Regions from separate parts of the Homo sapiens genome. Here region 1 is linked to region 2. Evidence: chromatin contacts called from ENCODE Hi-C data. All regions are on one chromosome and are shown on one strand. Each heading gives the region's core, a stretch centred on a gene start or an enhancer-like site at or near the end of the contact. The rest is flanking DNA. Distances are from core to core; before and after follow the strand shown. Region 1 overlaps LOC105374140 (a long non-coding RNA gene). Region 2 has its middle 160 kb from the start of DIPK2A.

Region 1 (4,976 bases), core at 831-3,330, 170 kb after region 2:
GTTATTTCATATATATACAAATACATGCATTTTTAACCAATTTCCTATCATCAGACATCTTATTCATCCTAGAATAACATTAAGTAACAAATGTGATAGAAGCATTTGTATTTTATTATTGCTTTTAATGAGAAGACCTCTAGTGCTTTATTATTGGTATACTATTAACTAGTGGGTTTAGATGTTCTTTATCATGCTCCATAATTACTTTCTATTTCCACTTTGCTAAGTTCTTGATGTCCAGTTTGTTAAAATAAAAGATTTATTTGAGAATTTTAAAATGTTATTTCTATTTGTGCTGAACTGATCAATTGCTTTATTTTAAAAAATGATTTGTTGTCTCTAATAGATTTTCTACTTGTAAACTTATTTGTATTTGAAAGTCTTACCAAGTTCAAATTCTTCTGCCACAACACATCATCTGAAGAATTTAGATTCCCATTAGATTATATTAAAAGTTAAAAATTTAACTGTTGGCATGAAATAGTGATTCAGCTATTAGACTTTGTATTTACCATGAACTGGAAAAGCCTACTGTGCTTCATTTGGAATAACCCCTCTCTGAACTGCAGTCAGAAAGTGCCACCAGGCAAAAACCTCATTCTTTTTTCTTCTCTCAGGAATAACATTCCTACCTTGTATGTTTTCTAATATCTGTAGGATTATTTGGTATAATTTTGTCTAAATTTTTAGTTGGTTTTGGTGGGAAGCAAGCTGATTTGAATTACTACCTTGTGGCCAGAGTGGAAATCTAACAGATATATTCCTTAAGTAAAATGTAGACAAACTTTATCACAATACTGTTCATTTCATTCATGTTTAGTGGATAGCTATTGTATTTGGGCACTTGTTAGGAGTTCTTGGTGCAGGTTCTATTATATTGTATACAAAATGAAAACATTCTCATAGTTCTAGATTATTCATTTTACTATTTTTATCAGAAAAGATCTTAAAAGAAAGATTACAGCTAATTTTTACATAAAGAAAAAACTCAGCATCAATTAAATATTAATATAAGTTGAAATAATCTGTTGTATACTCATCAATATTTAATCAAGATTAACCCAACTAATAGGTAGAGCTTAGGTAGTTATATAAGGGTGCATTTTTCAGCTCACTTATGCTAATGATGTCTTTGGGTTGGTGTTATTATTAATATTTAATCTTTTTTACATTAAAATGGAGACATTTATTGATTTGTTTTTAAGATAGTAAGCAGCATTAAAGAAAGTACAGCTTAAAATAGTTAAAATGACCCAAAAATTTTAATGACAATTTTACATTTATGGCTAAATGAAAATGAATAGTTTTTAATAATTAATTCACTTAAAAATGTTTGCTTAATAATTCATCAAAATTAAACAGATACAAGGCTAACTGGGATCTGGGAACCTTGTAAAATAAAGTAATGCCCCTTTATCCTTCTCGAAAAAGTTGTGATCCTAATAAAACAGTGGTTTTGTTCTTCCCACACAGGCCACCTTTCCATTCTGTCACTTCTCAGTGACAATGTGTCAATTCTCAGTATTACTGGTTTGTGTGAATTCAAATTTTGGTTCCACTAAAAATATTTTCAATAGACAGTCAGAGAAATATGACCTATTTACCTTCTACTTAGAGAGGGGAAATATGACCTATTTACCCTCTACTTAGAGAGGGTAAATATGACCTATTTATCATCTACTCAGAATCAGTATCGTAACATATTTTGGTGAGGTCAAATGTTCTCACATAATTATAAATATTAAAAGGTAAAATTTTTAATATTTCAACTTTAAGAGACATTACATTAAAGCCCTTCTATGGATAAGAATAACCAATCACACACAAAAAAAATCAAACACAAATAATTTATGCTTCAAAGACAATTCTTTTAGAGTACATTCTTTTTCCCTACATTAGAAGTTATAGATGATAGAGTCTTCTCTGAGAACCTGTACAGGGCCAATCATAAGAAAAACAGTTTTCTTAGGCTGGCATCTTTCCTGCAGTAAGACCACTTGTTTGTGATGAGAACAAATGTGGTTGACAAAAGTGACAGGTCCTGACTAATAACTAAAGCAAGGAAGTTTCATTTTAACTGACAACTCAGAATATTTATACTGCAGTTTCTTGTGAGATTTAATCATGAACTGACAAAAATTTAGCCTCTGCCAGTGTAACCTAAGGAATCTGACATTTGAAAGAATCTAACTGATAAGTTCAATATCTCACTATTTAAAATGATCCCCTATCTTAATTCAGATCCTGTGAATGTCAGTCTTTAGACCCCCTTGTCTTATTTTCCCCAACCAACTGCTTTCGTTAAATTTTGCTTTAACCTTATGCTTGCTGTTTTTATAAAGGGTGGTCTGAATGGAATTTTTGTGTTTTCTAATCACATAATTGAAGCGATGTGTTCTGATGTGCCTTCTGCGTGTTTTCATGTCATAAATTCCTGCTTGAGTTTAGTTCCAGGAAGTAACAAAGACTGTAGAGACAAATCTGTGTACTTTTGTTTGTTAGATAATGAAAAGAATGTGGTTCAACATGTTATTCTTTGTGTTCTAACTGGCAGAAAATTTGGGGCTCAGTTCAGTGTCCAACCAAACTGTCACCCATTGCAAGAAAAGAGTAATATCTACTTGCCTTTGGCCCATTTGTATGATTAAAACTATGTTGTATTCCTAATTGGTCTGCCACTGCAGTCTTCATTTTTGACATCATCTCATTTTTTTTTTTCTTAAATCAAGCTATCCATTTGTAAGCTACTAATTTCTTTCAGTCATTTTCCCCATAAACTTTTTGTAAAGCATCAGTGATTTCACCATTCTTCCACCCAAGATTCACTATAAATTTGGTGATTTCTCTTACTTCAACTTTAGTAAAATTCATAATGTTCTGATAAGAGCTTTTTTCAAATTGATGTCTTATTCTTGTTAGTACTCCAAACTAGATCCTGTTATAATATGGTAATATTAGCTGGGTGCGGTGGTTCACACCAGTAATCCCAGCACTTTGTAGGACCAAGGTGGGTGGATCACTTGAGCCCAGGAGTCCGAGACCAGCCTGGGTAACATTGCTAAACCCCATGTCTATAAAAAAATACAAAAATAAGCCAGGCCTGGTAGTGCATGTATGTAGTCCTAGCTACTTGGGAGGCCGAGGTGGGAGGATCACCTGAACCTGGATAGTTTAGGCTGCAGTGAGCCGTGATCATGCCACTGTACTGCAGCCCGGATGACAGTGAGAGAGACTTAGTCTCAAAGAAATGAAAATAGAAAAATAAAAACATGTTAATACAAGTTTATTTTGGTGCAAAAATATTTTGATGCAAACAATTTTGAAGTCCATGTATAGTTTTTTCATAATATACATTTTTCATGAACTTTTTGAAGACTCCTTGTGTATGTGTATGTGTATGTGTTTGTGTATGTGTGTGTGTGTGTGTATTTGATTCCAAATATTGGCTACCATAAATGCTGCAAGGAATCTGGAAGTGCAGATACCCTTTATATACTCACTTTATTTTCAGTGGAAATATACTCAGAAATGAGATTGTTAGGTCTTATGATAGTTTCATTTTTAATTTTTTCAAAAACATTCACACTGTTTTCCATAATGGTTATTCTAATTTACATTCTCACCAGCAATATATGCAATATATAAGGGCTTTCTTTTCTCCATCTCCTTGCCAAACTTGTTACTTTTTGTCATATTGATAGTTGCTATTTTAACAGGTGTGAAATGAAAATTCATTGTGGTTTTAAATTGTATTTCCCTAATTACTAATGATCTTGGGCATTTTTTCATATACCTGTTGGCTCTTTGTCTTTTGAGAAATTTGTCTTTAGATTCTTTGCCCATTTTTAAATCAGATTATTTGTTTTCTTATCATTGAGTTGTTTGCATTATTTGTATATTTTGGATATTAACTCCTTATCAGATGTTTGACTTGCAAATATTTTCTCTTACTCTGTAGGTTGTCTCTTCATTCTGTTTATTATTTCCTTTGCTGTGCAGAATTGTTTTTGTTTGAAGCAATCCCATTTTTTAAGTTTTATTTTTGTTGCCAATGTGTTTGGAGACATACCCCCAAAAATCATTACCCAGAACAATGTCAAGAATCTTTTCCCCTGTTTTCTTCTAGTAGTTTTACAGTTACAGGACTTACATATAGCTATCCAGTCATCTCAGCATCAGTTAAGTTTTTAACACATTTTGAGTTGATTTTTGTATATGGTGTTATATAAGGGTCAAATTTTATTTGTCTACATATAGCTATCCAGCCATCTCAGCATCATTTATTGAAGAAACTTTCTCATTGTGTGTTCTTCACCCCGTTGTCAAAGATCAATTAGCTGTAAATGCCTAGATTTATTTACAGGCTCTCTATTCCACCTGTTGGTCCACATGTGTGTTTTTTATGCCAGTAACATGCTGTTTTGGTTACTATTGCTTTGTGTACTATATTTTGAAGTCAGGTAGTGAGAAGCCTCTAGCTTTGTTCTTTTTATTAAAGATTGCATTAGCAATTCAGGGTATTTTGTGATTCCACACAAATTTTAGGATTTTTTTCTACTTTTGATATTGGTATTTTGATAGGGATTGCACTGAATCTGTAGATCACTTTGGGAATTATGAACATTTTAACGATATTAATTCTTCCAATACATGAACATAGGATATCTTTCAACTTGTTTGTATCCTCTTCAATTTATTTTATCAGTGTTTTGTATTTTGTATTGTAAAGATTTTCACCTTCTGGTAAAGTATATTCCTAAGTATTTTATTTTTTTGATAGCTATTGTAAATGGCATTGCTTTCTTAATTTCTAGTTCAGATAGTTCACTATTATTGGCATATAGAAATGCTACTGATTTGTGTGTTGATTTTTGTATTCTGAAAATTTACGAAATTCATTTATTCAAATAAGTTTTTATAGTCTATTAGGTTTTCCATATATAAGATCATGTTGTCTGACAATAGGGAAAATT
Region 2 (4,941 bases), core at 1,255-3,754:
TCAGGGGCTCTGGAACTTTGCTGGAACTACTGAAGTGATGGGAGAGCTTGGGAGCAAAAAAATGGGGGGGCCTTCAATTGGAATCCAGTCATGTAGTGGACCCTACTGCCTCCCAACCAATGTGATCCATAGTGTAGTATATCACAAACTCCCCAGCATTTTCTCTTTATTTTGAGATAGAAAACATGCAATTAAAGGGGAAAACAGACACTTCTCATTTGGGTGCTCCAACCACAGTACATTTCTTGACACATATAAGATGGTTGTCTTTGTGGACACTGAAAAAAATTGCTGATTGACTTTGAAAGGAGGTTAGTCAATATCTGGTACTGCAATGTGTGGCACTGAGAAAGTTAGAGACTGTATTAATTTCCTGTGGGTTCTATAAAAAATTGCCACAAATTTATTGGCTTAATATAACAGATATTTGTTTTCTCACAGCCCTGGAGTCCAATGTGGATACCCAGATTTCACTGGGCCAAAATCTAGGTATCCACTGGGCTGTGCTCCCTTCAGAGGCTCTAGGGGAGAATCCACTCCTTGACTCTTTCAGCTTTTGGTGGTTGTCAGCATCCCTTGGCTTGTGGCTGCATTACTCTAGTCTCTGCCTCTATGGTCATTGTAACCTCCCATATTGTGTGTGTATTCTCCTTCTGCCTCTGTCATGGTTAGTTGGGACTAAGTTGACACAGCTATAACAAATTTAAGCCACACACTAGATGACTTAAACAACAGTTATCTATGATAGTGTTGAGAAGTCTAAGATCAAGGTGCTAGCCGACCTGGTATCTGGTAAGAGCTCTCTTCCTTGTATGGAGATGGCTGTCCTCTCAATATATCCTCACGTGGCTTACAGAAAAATAATCTCTCTTGTGTTTCTTCTTCTGAGGACACTAATTCTGTTGGTGAGGGCTCCACACCATGATGTAATTACCTTCCAAAGGCCCCACCTCCTAATACCATCACCTTGGGGATTAGGATTTCAATATATACATTCAGAGGATCACAAAATTCAGTCCTTAACATTCTGTCTTGTAAGAATATTTGCGATTAGACTTAGGATCTACCAAATAACTCAGGATAATCTCATCTCGAAGTCCCTAACTTAATCATATTTTTAAGAACACTTTTAGCAAATACATTAACCTTTTCAGGTTCCAGGGATTAGGATGTGGATGTATTTTGAAGGGTTCATTCTTCAGCCTGCCACAGGCAGGGAGAGTTATCTTGTTAGAAAAGGGAGGTAAGGTTTGTAAAACTCCCTCTATGAACCAGACACTGCGTTGCATATTTTGTCTGTTAGCTTATTCACTCCTGGCAACAATTTCATGAGATATTGTCCACATTTCACAGATAAGAAAACTGTAACAGAGAGCTTAAAAACTTGTCCAAGATAACAGAACTAGCAAGTGGCAGATGCTTTAACAATCACAGTTTTTCAGCAGCCAAGTCACATTATATCGCCACCTCACTGATCTTATGTTACCAGGTGAACATACTCTGCTTTCCAGAGTGTATTGGATCTGGATGGGATCTGCTCAAGCTCCTTGTTTTCTGCTGAAGTCACCTTTAATATAAACTTGCCATGACAGGCCAGAGTGAAGGCACGCTTCTAGACAATGTCCTGTAGCCCTGACTGTACTGAATTCATGAGTGAATTTAGACATGTAAACTTTTTTAAATAAAATGCAAAGAAGCCGTAGTGACTACAGCACATCACATATCCTTATTTCATATCCAAACCGCTTCAGAGTTAATCAAGTGTTCAGTCGTTTTGTTGAATTAATCAACCACAATGATAAGCTGTTTATCTTGCCTATAGGAGGCAGAAACATTCAAACTGTTCACCTTCATGCACACTTTCTGTGTGTCTCTGTAAATTATTTTTAGTAGGTGCTGTAATTGCTGCTAAGATGGAGCTTCCTAAGGCTCTTAAACATGAACCTGTCCAACAGCTTTGCTTTGACAGAAGTTTTGCAAGGGTAATGAAACATTCAGGCAGGAACAAACTTGCCTAAGACACTTCATTCAAGGTCTAGTCTTGGGGAAATATTAACAATGACCTTCATGTGTCCCCCTTCAATCCAATTGAAATTAGAAAGCACATTACGATGAAATCTTTTTAGCACCATCTGGTTAAATGGGGTTTTCTAATTGTCTGTGTCATGGGCTAAGCCTAAAAAGGAAGAGTGGCAAGAAACTAATTCCCTACAGACAAAAGATGTGTTGATGCTATTTAAAACGCCTGTCAGGGCCTGGTTTCTGAATCCCAAACATAATGCTGCTTTACACGTAGAGTGGAGTAGAAGTAACCAAGAGATGCAGGGGGCTTTCTGTTGACACAAAACATGAATAAACAGATCTCAGGCAGGCTTTTCTAAGAGCATTCAGTATTTTGCCCCAAATGTAAACCTTTAACAGCTACATGTTTATTTTTGCAGAGGTGAGTCTAAAACACAAGCAGATTTTGGCGATCATTTGCATAGGAAGAAACAGACTTCACACTTGTGAGTCAGAGGTGTTTGCTTTGGAGGGTTGCATTTTCGCTTTCTATGCTGGGTGAAGTGAGGGTGTTGTCTTTCTGTGTCCCCTTCCTCCTATCTCCCAAACATCACCTACAGGCTTTCCCATGAGAATTCAACAGCTGTTCCTTTCCAATTCCTAAAGGTTTATGCTGTAGCTCTCCATTTATCTTGGACGTTCCCCCTGGGTTGAGCTTATTAACTTATTGCTTTGCCACTGCAGAATTTATTGCATAAAAGGGCTGGCTGCTGGCTGTGAGCTACGAGTAGTAAGTCCAGAGTTTAAGCCCTTATGAATTAGGGTACCAGATGCATAAGTAAGATAAACCTGTTCTCCTTCTAGCCCTTGGGATGAGATTTCTCCCTTCTGAACTCACCCTCCACAGAGTTAACAATTTAGATTAAATTAGTTCAGAACACAAGAAAGTAATTTTCATTTGTAAAGGGATTAGTTATTTTTCTTCTTCTTAGGCAAGAACAGCAATCTAAATACAAAGATATATTAAAATGGGATTTCATTTTTTTAAATGGCTTTCACTAATACAAATAATAACGTGAAAAGAAAGCTATTTGGGTAATGTTGAATAGCATCTGGCCATGGCATTTTAATAACTGTAGGTAATAAATTTAAGGTTTTAATTACCTATGCTAGTATTTTAATTGCTTTACTGAAGTATACCAATGTGGACTAATGATGCTTGTCAGGACCCTTCCTCCAGGAGGCTCACAGAGGTATTGATCTATCTGGTCCTAGGGTAATGTCCTAGGGCCACACAGAAGGGAACCAGAAAGGAAATAGTTTTTGGCTTAGAATAATTTATATTTCAAATGCATCTTAATCTGTAACAAATTTGGTTGAATGCTTTATACTGGGGAAACTCTTATTCCTGCTATAAAATTTAATCAAATGCATTTCATGGTAAATGAACTACTCAGGTTTAATGAATTTTTCTTTAAATGTGGAGTTAATATTCTATTTTCAAATTACTTTTGTCCAGTGAGTGTTTAAGTGAGTGATTACTCAAAAATTCTATGGAGTTGTTCGTAGACACTAGGAAAATGGAGATAAAATGTGAGTTCCTCATTTCCATTTGCTTAAAAAGTACAACTATTAAAAATAATCACTATGGAGATTCTAAAATGTTGGGACAATTCACACTTTTCTGTAGATCTGGTGACTTTTGAAGGAAATCGTGCGGTCTCTGCTTGCCACCTGCTCCTTTGGTCATAGATTAATAACATCTGACCAAGCATGAAGGCATGCTGGGGCCATCTGCCATTACACATAGCAGGATGTGTTTCAGCTTTCCCAAGTAGAATCCTGATTAACTACATGATGCCACTCTTAGTCGATGGTTATCCTATTGAGCTGCATGACCCAGTTATTTTGATAACAGGAATTTAGTACTCATCTTGGTCAAACCAGAACTACTTAATCTTTTTGGTGGTGGTTCAAGCAGTAGGCCATCTATATAATTTCCATGATAATTATGAGCTTTCTTTTCTATTTATGTAGTAATAGGATGTCAAATCAGACCTTTACGTTTGTCTCTATGCTTTGATGTGGTCTGCAAATTTGAGAAAAATAGATACCGAGAACCTCCACATTCTAAATGAATTGAATTCTCTTCCTTTCACGCCAACCCCTCACCTCCCACTGTCTTCCCCAAAAAGCACCCCCACCTTCACTGCCACAGTCATCATGACTGTGACCACTGTTCTCTCCACCAAGATTTCTTTATGCTCTGGCTTTTTATTGCCAAGGAGCCTTGAGACTATGGATGATAGAGAAGTATGCCCTACTTGCTAGGTATTCATGCTATAAAGGTTCTTATGAGGCAGAGACCCAACCTTTTCCCAGGCTCTTCTTTGGAATACGGAGGAGTCCCAGTGCTATCATTATTGACACTCCAAAGGAAGCCCACCCAGCTGCCTGAAAGTGGTGAGCTTAATGGAAATGACATCAGCCCAAGGACTAAGAGGACTTGAGCAAACTGTAACTAGCTGAGCCACGTGGGGCAAGCCATTTGACCTCAAAATGTTTTAGTTTTCTTTTAGTCAAAAATTAAGGACTAGAATCAATGCTTTTAAATTGTGTCATAAAATGTCACAGTTACGTAGAGCAAATGGCTAGTATTCACACCTCCCTTCCTTCTTTCTCCCACATGGAACGAGACTGATTGCTGGCAGTGCAGCAGCTATCTTGTGACTTTAAGGCAACTAGTGTGAGGATAAAGGCTGGCCCAATTCAGATTGTGGAATTGGCCCCAATGGCATCATTTAGGTGCCATCCCTCCCCTGGACTGCCTTTTCTCAGCTTCTTGCTGTGCAAAACAATAAACTCTTATACAGTGAATCTACTCTTAGTTGTTTACAGTTGCAAACAACTGAATGCTGTTCTAATGAAGGCAGCCTTAAA

The links. A loop is a pair of places that touch in the nucleus more often than their neighbours do. Pooled maps may share reads with other maps.
Region 1: a map with no recorded cell type shows a loop between it and region 2 (7-fold over the local background). The contact joins two enhancer-like sites. A Hi-C loop is called at or near these places in 1 of 168 maps with a recorded cell type or tissue (breast epithelium), 9 of 37 single-sample maps with no recorded cell type and 3 of 50 pooled maps.

Annotation. Positions count from the first base shown.
Region 1 is chr3:144,293,316-144,298,291 of GRCh38, forward strand. The region is part of intron 2 of LOC105374140 (a long non-coding RNA gene); the gene reads left to right. Among named protein-coding and RNA genes, the nearest start is that of DIPK2A, 320 kb to the left of the region's middle. Within about 2 kb of position 2,081, at least 2 of the 41 ENCODE cell types and tissues checked have a DNase peak (open chromatin) inside an H3K27ac peak, as active enhancers do.
Region 2 is chr3:144,125,932-144,130,872 of GRCh38, forward strand. No RefSeq gene overlaps it. Among named protein-coding and RNA genes, the nearest start is that of DIPK2A, 160 kb to the left of the region's middle. RefSeq lists enhancers at 2,586-2,645, 2,726-2,825. Within about 2 kb of position 2,505, at least 3 of the 41 ENCODE cell types and tissues checked have a DNase peak (open chromatin) inside an H3K27ac peak, as active enhancers do.